Linked DNA regions of Homo sapiens: region 1 is linked to region 2. A link is an interaction called in ENCODE POLR2A ChIA-PET data of the cell type or tissue named here. Cell type or tissue: GM12878. All regions are shown on one strand. Links, peaks and the distances in the headings refer to the core of each region. The heading gives the core; the rest is flanking DNA.

Region 1 (17,494 bases), core at 8,914-11,413, 120 kb before region 2:
TGCCCTGGACATGTACAGCCTGCCTTGGACCCGGTACCAAGAGGAAGGCAATGTGCGACGCATGAGACACGTTATCAGTCAACCCACAGTCCTAAGAAACCACCTCTGGAATTGGATTTTCAAACGGGAGGTCATGGCCCATTTGTGGGTCATGAAAATAAGTTAATAGGTCACAAGCAGCATTTTAAAGAATGAACTAGAATAGAATAGAATAGAATAGAATAGAATAGAATAGAATAGAATAGAATAGAATAGATCGATATATTTTGGGTGGGAAACATTTGTTTCATTTGTGTGTATGTTTATATATGTATGTGTACATACTGGGTCACTAGTTCTCATAGTGGGTCACAGTTAAAAGTTTAAAACCCACTGTTCTTGATCAAAATGAGTCAAGTATTCAATCAAAAGAAACAATATAAATGTAACCTATATTTCTTTTTGGAATGCCAATAATTATCCAAAGTACCTTGGACAGTGTCTAAAAACCAAATCAGCCTTTACTAAGCATAGCTCTGGGGGCCTAAAATGTATTTTCAGAAATCTGAGAATCCTGAATGAGAATTTTTACATTCTATGTTCTTAATGAGAATCTAACAAACTGAACATATTTGAGATCAGCTGGATGCCTCCCTCATAATTGCACTGTCATGTGGTTTGTTTTTATTTATTAGAGACAGGGTCTCACTCTGTCCCTCAGTCTGGAGTGCAGTGGTACAATCACAGCCCACTGCAGCCTCAAACTCTGGGGCTCAAGCAATCCTCCTGCCTCAGCCTCCTAGGTAGCTGGGACTGCAGGCATGTGCCACTACACCCAGCTTCATTATGTCATGTGTATTAAATGCTCACGTTTGAATTTGTGTTTATAATCAAATGCAGGTGGGTGGACTGCTGAGAACAAAATGAAAGCAGGCTTCCTCTGGCAATACTGCACTGGATACAGGTGAAGGCCAGGCTGGCTAGGTCACAACATGCTGTAGAGAGGGCTCTCAGTCATCCAAAAAGAGACGACAGGTGGGAGAATTGAGTCACCACCAGGCACTTGGTAGCACAGGCAAGCTGAACAAGCATCCTGGGCCAGGACTTAGTATCAAGTAACAAAGGTTACACTGTGGATCTTACCTCTGTACATACCAACTTGCAGCAATTTCTTTGTGGAAAAGTAAAAGTAAATACAATGAAATAAGTGATTTTTACACATCACAGAATAAAAAGACTGACTTGCTATTTCACAATTTATGTAGCTAATTTCATGCACTTTTCCCATCATGTTACCAAAGATCATTTTTTTTCTTCCAGTATGTCTAGACATTAAACTAGGTTGCAGGGAAGAGAGTCTGAGGACTACACATTCACATCCTCTCACACATAAACATTCCTTGATCAATGAGAGAAGGTGAAGCACAGGTGAAAAACCAAGCGTAGGTGAGCCACCTTATTCTTTTCATTTGATGGCGAAATGCTTTATGTGATTTGTTTTGTGGCTAATTCATTTTCATAATAATGCTTGCCCCAGAACAATATGAAATGAATTTATATTCCAAATTATTGGAATGGGGAGGTCCCACAGCACACAGAATGTTAGAAGGAAGACAAGCTGAATTTTTTAATGCTGAGAAAAGTTGGTAGGAGTGAATACTGAGACAAGCTTCCTGGAAAGAAATCTAGCAATATGTATCCAAAGCTTTAAACTGCTGTTTGTTCTTTGGCTCAGAAATTCCACATTTTAAAAATGATCCTAAAGTAATACTCTGCATGTCAGAAAGAATTTAATTGCAAGAATCTAATGCCAGGGGATTTGTTAGTGGGATGTATGGTCATATAATCATGGTGATGCTGGTGCTGATAAGACGATATTTAATAGATACTAAATGCTTATTTTATGTAAGGCTCTATTCTGAGCACCCAACATCTATTATCTCATTTAATTCTCAGAACACACCAATGTGGTTGGTATTAACATTCTCCCCATTATACAGATGAGTAAATAATGCACAAAGCCATTCAATAATTTGCCCAGTTAATAAGTGTCAGGGCTAAGGTATGAACCCACAGGGTCCAACTCTAGGACCTGTACTCTTCGGCACCATCCTTTCAGTGAATTACCAGTAGCTGCTATGGACTGAATGTTTGTGTCCACCCCCCAACCCCAAATTCATATGTTTAAACCCTAATCCCCAGTGTGATGTGATTTGGAGATGGGACTTTGGGGAGGTAATTAGGTTATGAGGGTGAAGCCTTCACAATGGGATTAGTGCCCTTATGAGAAGAGATAACAAGAGAGCTTGCTTCCTTTCTCTCTGCTCTACAAATGTGAGGACATGGCAAGGAAACCAGGAAGAGGGCCATTGACAGAACTGAACCAGGGTGGCTCGCACCTCTAGCACTTTGGGAGGGCAAGGAAAGAGATCGCTTGAGCCCGGGAGTTTGAGACCAGCCTAGGCAAGATGGTGAGACTCCATCTCTACAAAAAAATTAAAAATTAAAAATATATTTAAAAAATTTTTAAAAGAACTAATCCATGCTGACACCCTGATCTCAAATGTCCCAGCTCTCAGAACTGTCAGAAATAAATTTCTGATTGCTTAAGCCACCCGTCTATGGTATTTTGTTATAGCAGCCTGAACTAAGACAGAAGTCATGTAAAATTGTGTAATACAATCATGTTACAAACATGGATACATTCTGAGAAATGTACTGTTAGGTGATTTTGTCATGTGAGAACATCATAGAGTGTACTTACATAAACCTAGATGGTATATATATTTTTATTTATATAATTTTTTCATATATGTATATAATCAAATGTCCCAGCACCATTACTGAATATCAATCATTTCTGCTACTTGATCTGCAATGCCAATCTCAAGTGCCACACATCAGGTTTCTACACAAGCTCCATCATAATCTTTTGGGACCACCTTCCTATAGATGGTCTGTCACTGGCTACAAAGTTGTTATGTGACACATGACTATATGTCTCAGAAACAATACATGAGATATTACAAAGTGAACAAAGAAAGTTGTAAAACATCATACATTATGACCCCATTTTTTAAAAATGTTTTAAAGACTGGCAAGATATGTATCAAAATGTAGTTATTACTGATATTTTTCTTAGTTGAATTTTCTTTAAATAAATTATTTTTATAGGGAAAATAACACATTAATTAAAACGCATGCTTCAGGTAATAGAACACTGTAGTTATTAAGAGTTGTATATATGCACAAACATCACAGCAAATTTCTGGTGAGGATTAGTAATAACTCACCTTTGCTTTCTACAAAAAGACAATCCAGAGAGAAGCTTTCCTGTGTGACTTTCATTTAACAGCACTTCACTATCAAATAAGGAGTAATTTAATCATGCCAACCTACCAAAAAATTTAGACACCCCAGGAATCTTTTTTCCAGACCAAATCCCCTTCTGCCTCGTCAGAGTTGTCTAGATGGTTCCTGACAACAGGCAGCCGGATTTGGGTTTGCAGGGCAGCACTGGAGGCTCCAGAGACCCCCTTTCCCAACAGATGGGACAGCACCAAGCAGCAGAGAAGTGTGAAGAGGCAGCTGCCCTTTGTTTACAGCAGAAAAGCCCAGGGCCTTGGGGCAAGCATGTGGCCACAAACCCACTGCTTCCCTTTGAGGAAAGAATATAAGGATAATCCAAAGCCAACCAAAAAACCCAGGTCCAGCTCTGCACCTGCTTTTGAGCCATATCAGTATTTTCTGTGCTTACAGTAGAGATTTCTCCCAGCAACAAAGCTCTGAATCTGAGTTGCCACAGCCGCATGTCCTGACCCAGCATTACTGGGTATGACTTCACCCCAGAAAACATAGCGTTCAATGCTAAATGTGAGAGACAGACACTGAGCGTATTGGCATCACATTATTTTAGATGCTTGCCAATACTCCACTTATGAACTTGACAGTAACAAAGCAGGAAAAACCTAAGTAATCATCTAGTCCAGTGTTACTCGTAGGGGTGTCATTGATATTTGGAGTGGGCCAATTCTTCATTGGGCTGGGTGAGACAGTCTGGGGCATTTCAAGATGCCTAACATCCAGGGTTCCCAAACCATTAGTGCCCCCATACAGTGTGGCAACCTGACATGTTCCCACTCAACATTTCCAAGGGCCCCTGAGTTGAGAACCATTGATACAGTCCATCACTGAGGTCCAGAAGACATTCACCTAAGGCCACCTAGGTAGCTAGAGATAGAGCCCACGTCTCAAAACACTTTGTTTAGTATTCTTTCCACTGTACCAAACTCCACTAATTAAGTTCATTAGAGCAAAAGACATTTAAAAATTAAGAATAGATTTCACACTCAATAACAGAATTTATGGCTTCTGGATAGAAGACTGACTGCTTGAACTTTTTTTTCCAATCTCATTATGGGTATTCTGGAATGTAAACATAATTCTATTACTGTAATTACTTTTAAAAGAGCAAAAATGTATCTGAATATTCAAGGCTTAAGGATGCACACTGTGTACTGAACTCATATTGCAAAAGGCATCTGTACCAAAGACAGAGAGATCTGAAAACATTTGTATTTTATTAAGAAAATGTTTTCTTTAAAAGCACCATCTCTGTAAGCAGTTAAGGAAGTGAGTCCTATGTGGGAAAACTTTACCAAACAAAACCTTTTACTTCAAGATTTTTTAAGATCAAGATTTTCCTCTTACTCAATCCAGTACTCCTCATTCTGAATATGAAATCTCAATTTATATTTTAAATAATCGCTGGCCAGTTAGTAAAGGACTTATAAAAAAAATAAGCCCACAGCATGACAAAGACATATATCCTCTACCCTGTGGTAAGCGCATCACGTATTTCACAATTCACATATTGAATATAGGACACTGAAGTTTCAGAGGAAAAAAGAAAAAACACTTCAAAATATTCATTCTTGGCCGGCCGCGGTGGCTCACATCTGTAACTCCAGCACCTTGGGAGGCTGAGGCAGGCGGATCACCTGAGGTCAGGAGTTTGAGACCAGCCTGGCCAACATGGTAAAACCTCATCTCTACTAAAAATACAAAAATTAGCAGGGCATGGTGGTGGGCACACCTGTAATCCCAGATACTCAGGACACTGAGGCACGAGAAGCGCTTGACAGAGGTTGCAGTGAGCCAAGATTGCACCACTGCACTCCAGCCTGGGCAACAGCACGAGACTCTGTCTCAAAATAGGTTAGAGAGAGAGAGAGAGACAGAGAGAGAGAGGAGGACTACAGAAAACACAATGCCAAAAATAAAATTATCCTTCAGAAATATCAGGTAAAATTCAAAAAGTCCTTTGAACCTTGTAGCTAATCTTGTTCTTGTAAATGCACATACACGTGCACAAATATATCTCTCTGTTTCTCTCCTTACATAATTCAAATTAATAATCACCTAGTAGTATTCATTTTCATTTCAAAAACCTTTAAAGGACCTATGTCTATATCCAGAAAAGAGCGCATTCCAAAGAGAACACTCCCACTCCATGCAGCTGGGAGAAGCTTGCTGTCGACAACCACAGTGCAAAATGGAACAGTTTTACAAGAGTGAATACTTACGGGGACTTCCCTCTGCAGCTGGGATGGCCCAGGCCTCACAAAGGCAAAGCCATGGCCCTCACAGAGCCAGGGCTTTGTGTGGGAAGGCGGGAGGGTCCACTGGGGAACAGCCTCAGGCCTCTCTGACATTTACATGTCAATGGCCAAACCAAAACTCTTCCAATCCTCCACCCCAGCAGATTCTCCACCCCAGCAGCTGTGGCACCCTCTGACAGCCAGGCCCTAGGTTTTGTTCTTCTGCCTTCTCTAAGGAGCCTTGAATCCGTGGGCTGCCAGCATGCATTTGGCAAACTCGTTATGAGAGATTTGTCACCCTCTTCAGAGCCCTGGGCCTAAGTAAATACATCAGCAATCTACCAGGCGGGCTTTTCAAGTCATCCAAGGACACTGTGCTGGGAGAGAGGAATGCTTTAGATAAGACCCACTGGACAGAATCAGAATTCCAAAAGATGTCTGGGTCTGGAAAGAATGAGCCCAAAGGAAAAAAGACAACATTTCAGAGAAGCATGTTACATCTTGCACTTAGGCTCAAAAAGCAACTGGTCTGGAGTTTTGGTTTGTTTATAGATCAATATGAGACAATGGTGTGATGTGGGTGCCAAAAACAAGTTAACAAACTCAATTTTAGGATTCATTATCAGAAATACATTATTATGAACAAGTTGGTGGGGACTCGGGAGAATAGACAGTCTGTGTACTATTCTACCTAGTGGAGTAGGTAACCAGGAGGGTAACTTCCAGGAATCCTGTCCAATGAGGAAGAAATCATTTGAGGGTGGGAGTAGGGGTATGACCATCCTCAATACATGAAGGATACAAAGAGTAGATTTATTCTGGGGGTTCCAAACAGCAGAACAAAGGAGTGATGATTAGATGGAGACAGTATCTACACAAGGTGGGGAGAATTTCCAACAATGAAAAATTCCGGCCCCTGTGCATTTGTGGGCAAGGGGCCTTTCCTGCAGGACTGGGGAGAGGGTAGCCTACGTAGTGGGTGCTGGGAGAAGCCAGTTAGGTTTCAATGACTTCCTTAGTGGCTGATACAAAGGGACCCCCTTAAGAAAGGAATTTCAGGATTTTTAGACCTGGAAACAAAATGACTATGAAATAAAAAAATTGATTTAAAAAGCAACATAATCTGTGTAATGTAGAAAGAATGATTTATACTGGGATGAAGCCACTCTTATAATGCTCAAAAATAGTCCAAGCATTAGTCATTTCTGAAATTATAAAATGCAGATCTACGGCCATTTATTTTGGTTTGAAAATAGCAAGGTTGGCTCACTGGATCCCATTCCCTTAAATTCCTTTTCCTTTTCCCATTTCTCAAAAAGCTGCTGATATAATTTGGGCCACTTACAGCACTTACATTTACAAAGTGTTTTATAGTGAATTGAATGTTATAAATATTTCAAAGGGCAGAATCTCACTGCTGGTCTGGGACTTAGAAGCAAAGGCGGGGAAGGAGTTCCTAGGAAGTGCCTTCTGAGTGTGTGAGCAGGGGCTTGGATGGACACCAGCTATTTCCACCTTATGAGGGGCAATGGTAAAAATCTTTCCTCCTGGAAAGCTCATCTTTCTGTCTATGTTATGAGAGAATCAAAAGAGGTGCTTTGACCCACACTGCCCTCTGGCACTGTTCTGGGTACAAAGCAGACTTGGATGTGACTTTGTTAAGCTTCATCACATAGTAGAAGGCAGTGAATGCTCAAATCACCAGCACCACCAGTACCACCAGTACCAGTGCTATCAGTGGTACAGTATCAGCACTGCCAATAGTACCACCACCAGCAGCAGTACCACCACCAGCAGCAGCAGCAGTACCACCAGCACTGCCAGCCGTACCACCAGTACCACTACTGCAAGCAGCACAACCAGCAGTATTCCTGCCACTACCACGATCACTATTGCTAATAACATTATTATAAAACAGCTATCAACATTCCTCTTTTTCTAAAGTCAACAGAGGAAATGCACATGACATGTGTTACACATAAAATTTTGATCATTACTGACAAATTGCCCTCTAAATAGATTATACGGTTGAGTATCCTTTAATTTGAAATGCTTAGAATCAGAAGTGTTTCCGATTTTGAATTTTGGGGGGTTGGGGAATATTTGTATTATACTTTGAACATATCAAATCCCAAAATCCAAAATCTACAATTCTCCAATAAGCATTTCCTTTGAGCGTCATGTTGGCACTCAAAAATTTCTGGATTTTGGAGCATTTCAGATTTTCAGGTTTGAGATGTTCAATTTGAACCAATTTATATTCCTACCAACATTGTATGAGAGTACCCATTTTGCTATGTGGCCACCAACATGGATATAACTACTGTTTTTACGTTTTTGTTTTATCTTTAAGAGCTAAAGTGGGGGATGCTCATTTTTGTTTACTTTGTATTTCATTTTTTGTTAACGAAGTTGAGCATCACTGTATTTTTTAAATGCAAGGAAAAAATTTAGAGAAATATGTCCTAAACTGCAGACCATGGTGGGTTATCTTTGTGGGGTAGGATTATGGGATACTTACACTTTCTACATTGTGTGCTCCTATAATATTTAAAATACATATAACTTTGCTTCTTCTTCTTCTTCTATTTTTTTTTTTTTTGAGACAGGGTCTTACTCTGTCACCCAGGCTGAAGTGCTGTGGCACAATGATGGCTCACTGTAGCCTCAACCTCCTGGGCTCAAGTGATCGTCCCACCTCAGCCTCTCAAGTAGCTGAAACTACAGGCATGCACCACCATGCCCAGCAAAAAAAAACAAAAAAAAAATGTAGAGATGTGGTCTCACTATGTTGCCCAGACTGGTCTCAAACTCCTGGCCTCAAGTGATCCTCCTGCCTTGGCCTCCCAAAGTGCCAAGGCATGAGCCACTATTTCTAGCCAACTTTGCATTTTTTTTTTCTGATTTTTAAAAGTAAAATTTTTAAAAAGTAATTAGTGAGGAGGATATCTTTTTTAAAAATATACAAAACTATATATACAAAATATACAAAAAATATATAAAATATATAAAAAATATACAAAATATATAAGTAGCCCTTGATGTTTATTACTTTGTTAAGTGACTAAAATGTACTCATACTCACTTTTGAGATGAAGGGAACAATACAATCCTTGCTGGCAAACCCTCCCCTCACTGGGACAGAGCACCCTGTCATTCCTGACCTGGCTCCTTCATGCGCCCCTATTCCCATGTGTCACCATAACTGCAGTTCTCTGTTACTCTATTACAGTAGATATGCTGCCAACATAAATGGGATTTTGAGTCTGGTGGAGAATGCAGGAGTCATTTTGAAAGACACACAAAATAGAACAGAAATAGCTCACTTGGAAGGCTGATCTTCTGGGATAGTTACCTTTCAGACAGACAACAATCTAGGAGAGTATGAACAGAGGCCGATGCAATATACACACCAGCTGGTGAGAAACCAGCACAGAAATTGTGTGGGCAAGTTTGTGACAGTATTGTGCCCTTTATAAAGCAAGTTTCTTTTAGGTGGAGGAGGAACTTAAAGAAAAGGGGTTCTTCATCACACGTGATACAAACCAAACTTTACTTTCTAGGAAAGTTTCAGTCTTTAAAAGCAGGAAGTATTAAACTGTTTTAACACACCCCAAACAATATAAAGACTATAATAAATCAAATTAATTTGTTAATAAATTTCACTTGATTATTACTGAGAATGTCAGTATTTTTGAAAAGTAAGTAAACCTTTTTCATACTGTAATTCTATTTCTATGATTCAATCACTAAAGAAACAATTCTAGGGGAGGCGGGAGGGATAGCATTAGGAGATATACCTAATGTTAAATGATGAGTTAATGGGTGCAGCACACCAGCATGGCACATGTATACATATGTAACTAACCTGCACATTGTGCACAAGTACCCTAAAACTTAAAGTATAATAATAATAAATAAATAAATAAATAAATAAATAAAAATAAAAAATAAAAAAAGAAATAATTCTAATTATGGAAAAAGGCTTTATGCAAAAAATGTATGCTACAGCACTATTTATAATAACAAAACACTGGAAACAGAACATTAGGGGGACTGCTATCCAATAAAAGAAGATGATTCAATGAGCCAGGAAAGCTCCATCTGGTAGAATATTATGCTGCCTTCAAATGATGTTTCTGGTTTCATATTCTTGTCTCAGTAGTGGTACGTTGCTGAGAATCTATCCTAAAGAAATAATCCAAAAACACAGGGAAGTTCTCATTTGTAAAAATGAATAACCGGAAACATCCTAGTGTCCAATAACAGAAAAATAGTTAAGTAAGCTCCCAGTGGTTCTTCAAAATTCAGCTCAAGTGATACATCCCCGGGAAATCTTCCCTGACCCTTGCCTAACCTAGCCTCCCATGATGCCCTGTTTATCGCCCAAAATTGCACAACCCCAGGGTTCTTTATGCACATGCCAATCTAGGTACCTTCGAGACAGAGAACTTGACTTCTTTGACTTAGTATTCCTAAACCTAGTGCAATGCCTAGCACAAAGTAAATATTCATCCAAATGTCTGCATTATGTAAACTGGGTGGCTTAAACAACAGAGACTTACTGTCTCACAGTTCTGGATGCTAGAAATCTGAAATAAAGGTGTCAGCAGGGTAGGCTACTTCCGAGGGCTGTGAGGGAAACATCTTTTCAGGCCCCTCTTCTTAGCTTGTAAATGGCCATCTTCTCTATGTCTCTTCACCTCATATTCCTTCTATGTATGTCTCATTTCTTTTAAAAAAATTTTTTTTTTAATTAAGTATTTTTCCTCTTTTTTTTTTTTTTTGAGACAGAGTCTCACTCTGTCGCCCAGGCTGGAGTGCAGTGGTGCAATCTCAGCTCATCCCAATCTCCGCCTCCCAGGTTCAAGCAATTCTCCTGTCTCAGCACCACCCCGCCCCCTCCCCGCCTCCTCACCCCGGCTGGGATTACAGGTGCACACCACCACGCCTGGCTAATTTTTTGTATTTTTAGTAGAGATGGGGTTTCATCATGTTGGCCAGACTGGTCTTGAACTCCTGACCTCAGGTGATCCGCCCGCCTCAGCCTCCCAAAGTGCTGGGATTACAGGCGTGAGCCACCGTGCCCGGCCAATTAAATTTTTTTTTTAGAGACAGGGTCTCACTATGTTGCCCAGACTAGAGTGCAGTGGCTATTCATAGGTGCTATCCCACTACTGATCAGCAAGGGAGTTTTGACCTGCTCCATTTCTGACCTGGGTCACTTCATCCCTCCTTAGGCAACCTGGTGGTCCCCCACTCCTGAGAGGTTATCATATTGATGCTGGTTTGGACACCCAATTGGCATAGCACACTACTGCCCAGAACCCCTGGGTTCAAGCCATCCTCACACCTCAGCCTCCTGAGTAGTTGGGACTACAGGCATGAACCACCGTGCCTAGCGAATTTCCTCCTTTTATAAAGACACCAATCATATTGGATCAAGGTCCACTCTACTGACCTCATTTTAGCTTGATTAGCTCTGTAGAGATCCCATCTCTAAATAAGGTCACAATCTGAGGTGCTGGGGATTAGGACTTCAACATATGAATTTGAGGACAGAGATAATTCAATGCACAATAATCAGAAAATGTGCATATTTATGAGTTCATAATTATACAGAAATGCCTACTTTATCACGTTTAATAGGGGGAAAGGGTGGGTATCAATGTATGTATATGGTAAGACTTCTATTTTTTCTTTTTTTTAATTAAAAAAATTTTTTTCAACTGGCCACTTGGTTGAAAAAGAATTCTTTTTTTTTTTTTTTTTTGAGACGGAGTCTCGCTCTGTCGCCCAGGGTGGAGTGCAGTGGCACAATCTCGGCTCACTGCAAGCTCCACCCCCCGGGTTCATGCCATTCTCCTGCCTCAGCCTCCCGAGTAGCTGGGACTACAGGCACCCGCCACCACGCCTGGCTAATTTTTTGTATTTTTAGTACAGATGAGGTTTCGCCATGTTAGCCAGGATGGTCTCAAACTCCTGACCTCATGATCCGCCCGCCTCGGCCTCCCAAACTGCTGGGATTACAGGTATGAGCCACCGTGCCCAGCCAAAAAAGAATTCTTAATTTGGATTTTTTCAGATTTTTAAAAAGGTCCATGACCACCCCCTAATTAAGAAACAATGATGGTGTATGATCTCAAATTTTTTTTTAAGAGAAAAATATGTGAAGGTAATAAACCAAATTATTCATGATGTTTGCCTCTAGGTGATGGAATTATAGATGACTGGGATTATTTCTCAATTTACAGTAACAATTTCAAATTACTTTCACCAGAAGAAAAAAAACCTTTCACCGGCTGGGCACGGTGGCTCACGCCTGTAATCCCAGCACTTTGGGAGGCCGAGGTGGGTGGATCACGAGGTCAGGAGATCGAGACCATCCTGGCTAATACGGTGAAACCCCGTCTCTACTAAAAATGCAAAAAATTAGCCGGGCGTGGTAGGGGGTGCCTGTAGTCCCAGCTACTTGGGAGGCTGAGGCAGGAGAATGGCGTGAACCCGTGAGGCGGAGCTTGCAGGGGGCCAAGATTGTGCCACTGCACTCCAGCCTGGGCGACAGAACGAGACTCCGTCTCAAAAAACAAAACAAAACAAAAACCTTTCATATTTTTTAAAAAAGGAAAAATGATATTTGAAAAGAGTTTAAAACATGTAAAAATGAATGTTGTTCACAAATAGCATGGTTGCAGACTATAAAACAAGAAAATAAAATATTAAGAAAAGACAGGAAGGAAATACATCCTAATGCTCACAGAATTTATTAACAGGAGTTACAGGACAATTTGTATGTGTCATCCTATTTTTTTGTGTCTTCCAAATTTTTCTATAAGCACTGTATTACTTTTATAACCACATCAAACCAATCAACCTTATCACTTAAGAACATGCAGTTTAAGTATCTAGTTTTATATTAAATATTCAATATTAAGAACTGAATTAACAAAGTATGGTATAATAACAAAATACAACATGCAGCTTTTAAATAGCCATGATGAAAGATATGGAGAAACAGGAAACAGCTTATAAGACAGTTTTGTGGAAAAAGTCAAAGATAAAAATACACACATATTGGCTGGGTGCCAGCACTTTGGGAGGTCAAAGTGGGCGGATCACCTGAGGTCAAGAGTTCGAGACCAGCCTGGCCAACATGGCGAAATCCTGTCTCTACTAAAAAAAATACAAAAATTAGCTGGCCATGGTGGTGCACGCCTATAATCCCAGCTACTCGGGAGGCTGAGACAGGAGAATTGCTTGAACCCAGGAGGCGGAGGTTGCAGTGAGCCAGGATCAAGCCACTTCACTCTAGTCTGGACAACAAAGCAAGAATCCGTCTTAAAAAAACAAAACAAAACAAAACAAAAAAACAAAAACACAAAAACATACACATATTAATTATAACTGGTAAAATATATTCACATGTAGATGATAATCTACAAAAGATGAAAATGTATCAAGAGTGGCATTATGCATTATTTTAAAAGATTCTTTAATATTATAACACTTTTCATGTAAAAGTACCTATGAAAATGTTCTTTGCTAAAGATACCTGTAAATTGTTTCACACTGTCTAAAACAGCTTATAGCCATACCAAGAATCCACTACTGTACTAGAAAATGGCAGGCAAACTTGAGGTTTGTCAGGCTTCCCACAAACACTCCCATAATACTTCATTCAACTCATGGTTGGTTTCACTTTCACTGTGGGTGGATGTGCACATGGGTACAACCTTTCTGGAGGACAATCTGGCAGTATTTGTTAAATGTTCACTCTCTTTGAGCATTTCCACATCTGGGAATCTGTCCTATGAAAACAATGCCACACATGTACAAATCCAAAGGTGGTGAGAACAATCACCTCATCTATCTAGGACAGTGGGAGGCTGGGGGCTGTGAGAGGGACAGTTTCATTCAGAAAAGCTATGGAGAGAGATCTAGAATAACTACTAAATTTAAAAACCTATGCAGTTATGATTTGTTGCCCAGTTTTTCTATTTTCTTTGATGTCTTTATTTTTGGCAATCAACCAGAAATAAGGGTGTGCTACAACTCTGCATGTTCCAATCATATTCATGCCAGTACAGATATGCTAACAAACAGAATCAATTGAAATAAGCAGGTTTTAGATTGTTTTCTGTTTACCTCCTAACTTCATAAACAGAATTTAGAATATGGCAACTATTTAATTTGAAAACAGGGATGTGATGAGTCAATTTGAAGACAGTCATGGAATAAGAGTCATACGTGCATGACTCTGATATTTTTGCTTAAGTAAGAAAGGTCCAGATTTTAGGTTTGGGCTCCTTGGGTTTGTTTCTTAAATAAGTTGTATTTTCATGCATCTATTCATGTTTTACATAGAGCGTTTTGGGTGCTGCTTTCTGACAACTTAAAGTGAGACAAATTTCTCATTATATATTGAGCCTCTTTATGGTTGACCCAAAGTCCAAAAATTCTGATCAGGTCAAGAATATAGGTTAAGCTAAACTTGGAAAATAAGTTAAACTTGGAATACAAGAATATAAGTTAAGTTTTACTCTGGCTGTAAAGGAGCCAAAGTAAAAACACAAATAATTTCAAATCAAAGTGAAATCAACACTAGATTTCGCACTGTCTAGAACAGCTTATAACCGTACCAAGAATCCACTACTACACTAGAAAATGAGAGGCAAACTTTAGGTTTGTCAGGCTTCCCACAAACACTCCCATAATACTTCATTCAACTCATGGTTGGTTTCACTTTCACTGTGGGTGGATGTGCACACTGGACTACATCCAGTGCAACACTGTAGTGGGCAGTTTTCAGATTTAAAAAGATGAGAAAGGCTGGGAGCGGTGGCTCACACCTGTAATCCCAGCACTTTGGGAGGCTGAGGCAGGTGGATCACAAGGTCAGGAGATCGAAACCATCCTGGCTAACACAGTGAAACCCCGTCTCTACTAAAACTACAAAAAATTAGCCAGGCGTGGTGGCAGGCGCCTGTAGTCCCAGCTACTCAGGAGGCTGAGGCAGGAGAATGGCATGAACCCAGGAGGTGGAGCTTGCAGTGAGCCGAGATCCCGCCACTGCACTCCAGCCTGGGTGACAGAGTGAGTCTAAAAGTTATTCATGTTAGATATCCTCAGATTGAAATGCCTTTATGACCTCTGTTAATAATTTGTTTAGGGATCACTGTACATTCTGAACATTTTTTCTCTACCTCAAGCTAATGACAGCTACAGAGATGTGGGAAAAAAGATAAAAGAAGTTGGGTGAGCTGTGTAGCATCACACACAGCTCTCTTGTCCATCAACACCCTTCACTGTGAGGTTTTCTGGAAGAATCTATAGGCAGTGTGTTCACACTCTAGGCACAGGCTATCCTGGGAGGGTGTCACTGAACAAGACCCAGTAAGTTTTCAGGTGTTTTGTTTTGTTTTGTTTTGTTTTGTTTTTTTGAGACAGGGTTTCAAAAGGTGAGACAGTCGTCTATTTGGAGAAGTTTGACACATAAACACTGCCACCTGTTTCTCTTTCATCTATGCCATTACAAATTGAAAATTTTTGTTTTGTTTTGTTTTGAGACAGGGTCTCACTCTGTTGTCCAGGCTTGAGTGCAGTGGCACGATCTTGGCTCACTTCTCACCTCTGCTTCCTGGGTTCAAGCGAGTCTCCTGCCCCAGCCTCCCAAGTAGCTGGGATTACAGGCATGTGCCACCACATCCTGCTAATTTTTTTTTTTTTAAGTAGAGATGAGGTTTCACCATGTTGACCAGGCTGGTCTCGAACTCCTGACCTCAAGTGATCCACCCACCTCGGCCACCCAAAGTGCTAGAATTACAGGCGTGAGCCACCACACCTAGCTACAAGTTGACAGTTTTTAAGCCTAAACTCTCACCATTAACTGGACTAACAGTGCCTGAAAACAATGTTTAGAAAAATCATCCAAATTGGTAACATAAGACATTACTTTACAAAAGTATAATGTTGTTATACTTGATTAGTAAACACTATATTTTTGGTATGCAGAAATTTTCTGGTGAGACTTAGATAATCTTTAAAGGATGAGAATAAAGATGAGATTTAAAAGGAAAAGTAAACAAGAAGTAACACCTTTAGAGTAAAAATTACTTTTTCTTTCTTTCTTTTTTTTTTTTTTTAGACAGAGTCTCACTCTATCGCCCAGGCTGGAGTGCAATGGTGCGATCTTGGCTCACTCCACCGCCAGGTTAAAGCGATTCTCCTGCCTCAGCCTCCCGAGTAGCTGGGATTATGGGCATACGCCGCCATGCCTGGCTAATTTTTGTATTTTTAGTAGAGACAGGGTCTCACCATGTTGACCAGGCTGATCTCAAACTCCTGACCTCAGGTGATCTATCCACCTCAGCCTCCCAAAGTGCTGGGATTACAGGTGTGAGCCACTGCTCCTGGCCAAATTTTTTTTAATGAAACAATATGCTGTTAAATAAATTCTCTAGACCTACAGCAATGGCTATGTAAGATTAAAAGGTATAGGCAAGGGAGGAAAAACTTATATAGCATGCCTGAATTTGAAATTTGGGATGCGAGATTAGGGAAAAAAAATCTAATAATCTCCGATTTAAAGAAACTCTATTAAATAAAAAGTATAAGTAGTCCACCATGAAAACACAGAGCAAGGACAGTGACCATGCGGACAGTGACCATGGGGGTGGATGGGAGGCTGGGGAGCAGGCAGTGACCACCGTTCCTCTGGGGCTCTTCCTAGCCACGTATGAGCCAAGGTAACCAGGGCACCGGCAGAACCGTCTCTGAATGGGATGAGCTCCAGTTCACAGGGCCAAGGCAGATACTCCAACGTGGGCCAGTGAGACTGAGTGGTCTTTCAATTTTTAAGCCTAATTCCCTACAGGTAAGGTAAGGTGCTTATTCAGTTTAGATTAGAGCTCTGCCAACAAGAACTTCTATAAGCGTTCCATAACTCAGGCTAGTGGTTAATGGTACAGAACACAGTGGTTTCAGTGGGTGGCAAAGACCCAGGAGTCAAGAAATAGAAATCATAAGTGTAGTCAGATCTTTCAAGGAGGTTAAAGTAAAACAAAATTAGACAAGGGAGCAAAATTCAAGTTACAGACTTTACAAAGTAGAAAACCAACAAAATGATTTCCAATGTATATATTACATATCCCAAAGATCCAAGAAAGTCAAATAAACTATTTGAAACAATGTGGGAGCTTAACGGGTTGCTGTTATGGATTGAATTGGGTGCCCCCCAAAAGGATAAGCTGAAGTTCTAACTCCTATTATCTCAGAATGTGAACTTATTTGCAAATAGGGTCTTTGAAGATGATCAAATTAAGATGAGGTCATTACTGTGAGTCCTAATCCAATGTGACTTGTGTCTTATAGAATGGGGAAATTAGGACACAGAGACATGTACATAGGGAGACCACCCTAAGAAGATGAAAGCAGGGATTGGAGTGCTGCATCTGCAAGCTAGGGAACGCCAAAGATTGCCAGCAACCACCAGAAGCTAGGAGGAAGGTGGGGTGGATTCTCCCTCAGAAGGAGTGGTCTACACTTATGACTTCACTTTCTCTCCTCCTTCTCTCTCTCTCTTTTTTTTTTTTTTTTTTTTTTTTTGAGATGGAGTTTCGCTCTTGTTGCCCAGGCTAGAGTGCAATGGCGTGACCTCATCTCACTGCAAACTCTGCCTCCTGGGTTCAAGCAATTCTCCTGCCTCGGCCTCCCTCCTTCTCTATCTTGAAGCCACTCCAGTCAGGCTTTCCTTCGGCCACCCCACTACAATTGCTCTTATCAAGGTCTTGGTGTTTTCCACATTGCTAAGCTCAAATGTCAGTTCTCACTCCTGGACTAACTTGATCCAGGATTTGAAATGTGAATCCTTTCTCCTTAACTTTGCTCAGCTTTCAGTAAAACACACACACACCCAC
Region 2 (8,621 bases), core at 4,312-6,811:
GCCAAATCATTCCAAGTAGATAATTTTACGTGCATCTCAAGGGTTAGCACCCTAAGGCATGCTTGTGGGGCATTAGAAAATGAGATTTTTTTTTTTTTAAAGCAGAGCCTCCTAAGAACATCAAAGTTGGTCCTAGCAAAATATATAAAGTCCCTAAAGCAACTTATACTTGAAACTTTTTTTTTTTTTTTTTTTAGAGGGGGGCCTCATTCTGTTGCTTGTGCTGGAATACATTGGTACAATCATAGCTCACTGTTACCTCTTGGGCTCAAGGGATCCTTCCACCTCAGCCTCCCTAGTAGCTAGAACTACAGGTGTGCACAACCACGCCCGGCTAATTCTTAAATTTTGTTTTTGTAGAGACAGGATCTCACTGTGTTGCCCAAGATGGTCTCAAACTCCTGGCCCCAAGCAATCCTCCTGCCTTGGCCTCCTCAAATGCTGAGATTACAGGCCTGAGCTACTGTGCCCAGCCTAAACTTTCCCACTTCTCTCTGTGGCTTCTTTCCAACCTCTCTCCTTCCTCTCCCCAAGTCCTGTTTCTTTGAAGCTGGTAACTGAATTTAAGATGATATCTGGTTGGTGTTTAAGGTTTGAGCCTCCCAAGGTTCTGTGCATTTTGAAAGGAGATTTCTAAAAATAATTAAGGTGCCCTAACTCCTTTCCTCATGATTCCTACTCCGAAACCTGGATGGTTAGGAGCCCAGGGCTCCCTGATTTCCAGAGCTATATCCTGTTGGACCTTTGCCAACAGACCTGACACTTAGGGGTTATTGTTATAAATCTAATTCTCTAATATTTTTTACATGTTGTTTCACTTTGAATAAGCAAATGAAGAATCAGTTTTCTAATATGACTTTATCCTCAAGCTAGAGACACTAGCCTATTTGGTAAATCACACATTACTTAGGTATATTTATTACTATAACCAGGTTGGAGCTTCCATGTTTAAGCTGGGTATATGATGGGTTTTTGTTAAAATGTGCCTTAAAAAGCCTATTACTTCAAGAGCAAATGATTCTTTGGGGGAAAGGCAAAAATAATTCTATGACATAGGGCCCAAGTTCATGGTAGTAAGTGTACTCTTTGATTAATCACACGCTAATATAGATTACTGCCTCTAACTTTGTAAGTGTGGCAATGACTTCTTAATTAAAGAAAGATGCAGGAGTTATGTCTAAGCGTTCAGTTTTTCAAATCTGTGTTATTGGAAATGTCTTCAAGTCATTTTGCATTGTATTTTTGATATGAGAGGCAGCTTATTGCGATGTGTATGGCCATGTTTCATTCTCAAATTTAATTCTATAAATACAAATCCTAAATACATGGCTACAGCAACTGCACTGGAACATTTTTGCTTGGTTTTAGGGATTGAGAACTTGCCTTGCAGGTTTCCTTCCTCAAAAGGAGCAGGGCAGTCCTTTCCCTGTTGAGTCAATTAGAATTTTTACATAGAGGTGAGACTGTGAATTATTTTGGTTATTTTCAGTGATGTAGATTAGTGTGAATGACCAGGGTGGAATGTTTTTGAAGGAATATAAAGCAAAAACTGGTTGACATTCACAAACTGTTCTTTTGTGAACATATTTTGGACCCTTAAATATGACTAAAATCACAGCAATATTGTTACATACGGGTTATATGCCAACTCTGTTTGAAATATACTCTGGAAAAACAGCTGAATTGTCTTGGTTATTAAAGTATGGTATGTATTCAACTTGTACAGACTGGATGTAATTTGTAATCAGGTATAGTCCATGTTTTACTTTAAGCAGTACATCACTTAATAACCATTGTTAAGCCATTGCTTTCAAGAATGTTAACTGCCAATTTAAAAGCATGTGTCCTAGGTTCATGCTTTGGTAAAGCTCTCATTTCAAGTGTATTCATAGCTAAGCTTTCTGGGAGCAGAATTGTCTCTTTGGTGAAAAGGAAGTACAGCCTTTCCTGTTTCTGAGGTTGCTTACCATACATGTATGTCACTGTTTCATTGGCCCTGTTACATCCATTTGGTAAAATTTATTTGTCCTGATTAACCAGCTCTCATTTTATGGAAATGATGATAAATCTCACTACTTAAATTTAATTTATGCTTTTATTTTTAAACTCTCTTACATCTCCACATTTTTGATGGGTACATGCCAGTTAGGGCTGTAGAACTGTTACTTCAGTAAACTTCAGATATTAACTCTTGCTGCTGTGGCCCTAATCCCCTAGTCATATGGAAATCCTTTTCCTAACAGTTTACCTTATCATTCTTAACTTTGCTTAGTAAGATTCCATCCTACAATGACCTTTTTCAGATCCCCTAGGAGTTCTCAGAGAGGGGCTAGCATTAGATGTTATATCTCAAATATGAAATCCTGTTCCTGGTTGGAAAACCTGATCTGAAATAATTATTTCCAAGATTTTCCATCAGTAGTGATGTTGAGCTTAAGAGAAAGAAAATTTTGTCTTCAACAGAAGTATTTAGTAATAACAGATACTGATTGAGTACACACAATATGCCGCAGGCACTGCTCTGAAGTACTTTTGCATAACTAAAATTCATAAATCCAAGAGGTAAGTACTGTTACCATTTCTATTTTTCAGATGAGGCAACCAAGGTCAAAAAGATGAAATAATAACTTGCTCAAGATCATATAGCTAGTAAGCCCACTTTCCCAACTACAACTATAAGCAGCTTCACCAAATGTTTTAAAAAAAATACCTTCCTTTCACAAATATGAAGAGGGGCACTTAGAGGATTTGTCTGGTGGACTAAGACTATGGGGTGTGCCATGCCATTTGAGGATGCAAAAGGAGGGCGGTATTCAGGAGAGTGTGTCAGAGCCCACCAGATACATTGGAGTTTATCCACCTAAACTACTAATTACTACATGGGCATGAATGCTGGCATATTGAGAAGTACCTATTCTTACATGAGCTCCCCTGGCATATTTATAGAACCAATAGGAGCAGTCTTCTAAATGTACTTCACCCAGAGAAGAAAGTCAAAGATCATGCATTTTTATTCCTAACCCATTAAATAACTCTAATGCTGAAGATGGTATTAAGTGTCTAAATATCTAAAGAAAATATAAATACCTTTTATAGCCATTTGGTTTTCTAATAGGCAATAGTATATTTCAAGCTCAGAAATCTAAGAATAAGCCTTTGGTCTTAACTGTATTCAACTTTTTACCTTGAGATTTCAATATATGTAAAAAAAATAAAATACTGATCTGGAATAAAATCCAAAAAGGTATATTTCCATCCTAATTCTTTTTTGACCTTCAGATCTATATCTTAAATTGCAACTAGCATGCTTTTGCTAGAATCTTCTATAGGTGAAAAGCCTCAAATCTAATATGTCTAAAATTGGCTTCCTTCTTGCTAAATCACCTATGATGGTGTGACTTTCCTCCCTGTGCTTCTGCCAGACACTTGGGCCTCATTCTTGACTCTTCCCTCCCCTCCTGTTCACCTGCAGTCAGTCACTCGGTTCTTTCAGCTCAGCCTTACAAAGGTCTATTGAATCTGTTCTCTCCATCTCCTCTGCCATTATCTTGGTTTAGACCACCATCTCCTTTTTACTTGGATTTCAGTATTTTTTTTTTTTTTTTGAGAGACAGTCTCATTATGTTGCCCATGCTGGAGTGCAGTGGCATGATCCCAGCATACCATAACCTCAAACTCCTAGGCCCAAGTGATTCTCCTGCTTCAGCCTCCCAAGTAGCTAGGACTACAGGTGTGCACCACCACACCTGGCTAATTTTTGTTTGTTTTTTTGTAGAGATGGAATGTCGCTATGTTGCCCAGGCTGGTCTCAAACTCCTGGGCTCAAGTGATCCTCCCATCTTGGGCTCCCAAAGTGCTTGGATTATAGACATGAGCAACTGCATCGGACCTTTCAGTAGCTATTTAACCAGTGTCTCTCTACCCCATTCATCCATCCATCCATCCATCCATCCATCCATCCATCCATCCATCCATCCATCCATCCTTCATACAGACCCCGAGTGGCCTCTCTCAACCACCACAATTCTGACCTTCCTTGCTTCCTGACCTTCTTAAGCTTCCTTGCTTAACACCCTCCAGGTCTGAAGCTCTCCATGACTCCTAGATATCAGCCCAAACTCCTTAGCAGAGTTCACAAGACCCTGCTCCCTGGCCTTGCTGCATCTCCGGACTTGGTTTATTCTCCCTCAATGTGTTGAGGACAAGCATGACCAAAAGAGTGTGGGGTAAATAAAAGGAGCCATGAGTTTTGATTCTTTTGTCAATAATGATTGCTAAATCTCCTATGATGGTGTGACTTTCTGAGGGAAATTAACAATGTTCTTTTATCCAACAGATATTTATAGGGTTCCAATTATATTCCAGACTCTGTGCTAGAGAAATGGCTAAAAGGCAGATACTGGAGATGAAAGGATTTTAATATCTAAAAATAATGAAAAATAAACTAATTTTTGATAGGTCCTTATAGATGTCAGTTTTTAGAACTGCAGTTGTGTAGGACTTTACCACTGTGCGCAGCAGAGACCATGGATAATAACTAGCATCCAAGAAATTGAGTTGTTCAACCAATAGATCAATAGCTATATTTACTATTAATTTAATGTAAGACTAAATAGAAGAAGTAGGCTGTAAATTCGAAATGTTTATTGACATGTAGTGCTTTTCCTTGTAATTAAGAGGTGAATTATCTTAAAAGTAGGAAGTTTTAAATGTTATTTTAATATTCATACTTTTCCAGCTTAATACATGTATGACATCAATATCACTTCCAGAATTGGATTTAATAAAAAGTTTATTTGGCCGGGCGCGGTGGCTCACATCTGTAATCCCAGCACTTTGGGAGGCTGAGGTGGGCGGACCATGAGGTCAGGAGTTCAAGACCATCCTGGCCAACATAGTGAAACCCTGTCTCTACTAAAAATACACAAAATTAGCCCAGTGTGGTGGTGTGCGCCTGTAATCCCAGCTACTCAGGAGGGTGAGGCGGGAGAATCGTGTGAGCCCAGGAGGCAGAGGTTGCAGTGAGCCAATATCGCACCATTGCACTCCAGCCCAGGCGACAGTGCGAGACTCCATCTCAACAAACAAACAAACAAAAGTTTATTTTACTTTTCTACCCTTTTCAATCTGTTCGTACCAGGGAACTATTTATAAGAGTGTCGCCTAAGAATGTTTATATTCTCTTAACATGTCATCAGGAACAGTAGAATATGTGAGAAAAATCTGATGGTAAATGCAAAACTCTTTCACATCATTCAGAATTTTGAAAGGCTGGGTGATTTTAAAATGTGTCATACTTGTCCTAGAGGTCCTCAAAAGACCTACTTTTATCATAAATTACAGTTAAGTTCAGGCAGTGATCTTATTTCAGTTGTATCATCAGTATTTTGCAATAGTCCTGGGAAAGTGAAAATATAAGCTCTAGTAGTCTCGTTCATGATTTTAAGATACCAATTTGAAGTATCATATTATTCCAAGAAACAACTTAATTCCAGGATTTAAAAAAAAATCCAAAACAATATTGTTAGAACAGTGCAACAAATATTTACAAGTCAATAGTCTTTTCTTTGTAGAATATTACATTTATGGTTTCAATAAATGATTTAGCAGTTAAAGCTGAGATGAAGTGTGGTTCTCATATTCAATCTTGAAAAACTAAACCATCTTTAAAAAGTAGAACGTCCATGTGAACTCATGCCTGAAGCCATGTTTGAACGCTAGATAAAATTGCCCTGGGACAGAACTGTAGTTCACCTTTATGAAATCAATTTTAAACTTGTTATTGTGAGCCACAATAAATACAGTTCACATTGCAAACTATCACACACTCATACAAATGTTACTAAAAAAAACTTACCAAGTTATATCCTCTCTACATGCAATGCATTCTGGTATTTTCTCTTTCATTTGCTTTTTTTAAAAAGATCTCACAATCCACTAATGAGTCACAACCTGTGGTTTGTAAAGTAGTGTTAGAATGAACCCATTGGCCACATCAGAAATATCTAAGGATTTTCTTTCCAACCTAAAATCTTTTCCTTCTCTGTTAATTAAGAGATCTTAACAAATGGGAAATTCTGAGTAAGTTCCTGAATTTTTCTTTCATTTGATCATGGCCTTCTAGTGTTTACTAAAGTGGTTTTTCTTTTCACTGCCATCCTTGGGTATTTTTGTATGCTGGGTTGTATTACGGGTGAAGGGTTGATGGGGTTGTAGGCCTGAGAGGATCATTTTTATTACAGACTCTATCCTTGACTATAATATGATAGCGTTACATGGAGTTTAGTGACTCATGAGCTCATGTCTGACTCCTAAGGGGTCCTTTGTTAATTCAGATGACATTGGTCTTATCCGTTATCAAGAATCCATGAGTTTGGCTGGGTGTGGTGGTTCATGCCTGTAATCCTAGCACTTTGGGAGGCCGAGGCGGGTGGATCACAAAGTCAGGAGTTCAAGACCAGCCTGACCAACATGGTGAAACCCCGTCTCTACTAAAAATACAAAAATTAGCCAGGAGTGGTGGCACGCACCTATAATCCCAGCTACTCAGGAGGTTGAGGCAGGAGATTCGCTTGAACCCGGGAAGCAGAGGTTGCAGTGAGCCGAGATCGCGCCACTGGGCGCCAGCCTGGGCAACAGAGCGAGACTCCGTCTCAAAAAAAAAAAAAAAAAAAAAAAGAATCCATGAGTTTGCCCTTTTGTGCTATTTTGAAAGGGAGCTGATCCAGTGACTACACTCAGGAGGGTGGGGGCATTAACTGGTGTCCAGCTGCCTGAGACCTTGACCATCTTGCTTCCTCAATCTTTCCTAATAAGCTCCTGGGGCCAGCAGGGTTATTCTATTCTTCCAAAATTGAGAGTCATGAAACCAATCCCCCTCTCATGAAAGGCCAACTATGATAGAGCAATTTAAACCTCAGTCCCATGCTAACCCTCATCACCACGTGGAGAATTCCATTCCTACAAGCTGCTTTTGTTTGCCTTCTGCTTTCATTATTGCCTAAGTCCCTAAGAGGGCTGCTACTCAGTTTTCTCCCCTCTGGCTTTGCAGAGAGCTAAGCCCCATAGTACTCAACTTTCCTCACCTAGATAGCCAATAACTTGGAACTAATTCTGGCCTTCTCCCAGACTGCTTATAAGGTGGCCTTGGTAATTAGGCTTTTGTTTCTTTTCCCTGGGAAGCAGTGCAGTAAAGGGGGTGACTGCGGGAGACAGTCCTATGTATCTTTCCATCTCCGTAGGAGAGGAAGGAATTCACTTAGCTTTATAAGGTGCAAGAAACGGTGCCACCAATACACATAGTACTGTTTCATTTAATGCTCTAGGCCCATATTTTCCAAAGTTACCTGATTTTATGAATCATCTAGAGTGCTTAAGGATGCAGATTCCCAGCCCCATCCCGGTCTTCTTGAATCAGAATCTCCAGGGAGAAATACAGAAATCTGTATTTTTAAATAAGGACCCTAAACAATTCTTATAATTTGTGAGACACTGTTTTCTCTGTAGTTGTTTAAAGGGATAGGGAGGGGAAATGGTAGGGGATTAGGGTTGCAATCACCTAGGGGAGCTTTCTTGCATCCTCCATACCTACATACACATCAACACCCCAAGTGTTAGCATTTTTTCCAACTTGATTATGCAGCTTTAAGAGTTTATATTATTTAACCTATATTTCAAATGTAGACTTTTGTGAATGTAAATAATTTTAAGTCTATTTAAACCATTTATTGATTCAGTATTTAAATACTCATTTACATCTAATAGCACAAATTATGCAAATGGTACTAATTTAGAAAAATTGGTTTTTCCTCAAACAATTTTATTCAAATACTTCACATGCATCGTTTACAACTGGGTCTCTATCATCACTGAAACAACATTGTGAGTCCTCTAACAGTTCCCTCCTAGTTATCTAAGGTAGAGCATGCCTTACATTGAGTAGAATGCTGTCAGTGGAGATTTTACTACATCTCGAGAACCACTTGTTAAACATCAGGGTTTTTTTCCTACATATTCATAATCACCATAAATAAGTACTTCTTGTATTTCTCTGTTCAATAATTATTTAAAAGCCTACTTAATGATCTCCAATACTTGTTATCCAAAGTCATACCCTCAGGAATAATTAATCAATATGTCTTTGCCTTTTTTCCCCTGATTTTGCTAGGTGACCTTTATAAGACAGAAAATTGCCATTACTTGTGACCCTTTCACGACATATTGTCTTCCTGAAGAGTATTTTGTTCAAAAAGGACAAAGACAAAAACACAAGGTGACTCTCTTTTCTGAGGAATGATATTTTTGGAAAAATTTTGCTTTCCATTCTGCATATATGGTATATATTACTATTTAATAGCATCTGTACCCACCCCCTTTTTTTGCATAGAGACAGGGTCTCACCATGTTAGCCAGGCTGGTCTTGAATTTCTGGCCTCAAGCGATCCTCCCCTCCACCTCCACCTCCCAAAGTTTTAGGATTACAGGTATGAGCCATCGCGCCCAGCCAGCATCTGTACCTAGACCCAACTTGAATTCCCCAAAGAAGTTAAACTGGCTCCAGTATTTTCTCACAAGATGCTAGAAGGCAAATTGTGGCATACCTATACCTTCTGGTTGGTTAG

The links. Peaks named below come from ENCODE experiments on the same cell type or tissue, not always from the same donor. Only the 100,000 strongest peaks of a DNase experiment are listed, where the experiment ranks them.
Region 1: POLR2A ChIA-PET joins it to region 2 with 6 read pairs; 5 of 35 experiments call an interaction of 5 or more read pairs at or near these places.

What each region holds. Positions count from the first base shown.
Region 1 is chr6:89,471,629-89,489,122 of GRCh38, reverse strand. All of the region lies in intron 1 of ANKRD6 (ankyrin repeat domain 6), which reads right to left. It also overlaps the pseudogene RN7SL11P. Among named protein-coding and RNA genes, the nearest start is that of ANKRD6, 47 kb to the right of the region's middle. In GM12878, for the core only: no CTCF peak of the experiment used is centred there; no DNase peak of the experiment used is centred there.
Region 2 is chr6:89,358,100-89,366,720 of GRCh38, reverse strand. RRAGD (Ras related GTP binding D) reads left to right here. Exons shown (of 7, transcript NM_021244.5): 7 at 1-2,105. Among named protein-coding and RNA genes, the nearest start is that of UBE2J1, 9.7 kb to the right of the region's middle. In GM12878, for the core only: no CTCF peak of the experiment used is centred there; no DNase peak of the experiment used is centred there; H3K4me3 peaks cover 900 bases; H3K27ac peaks cover 2,029 bases.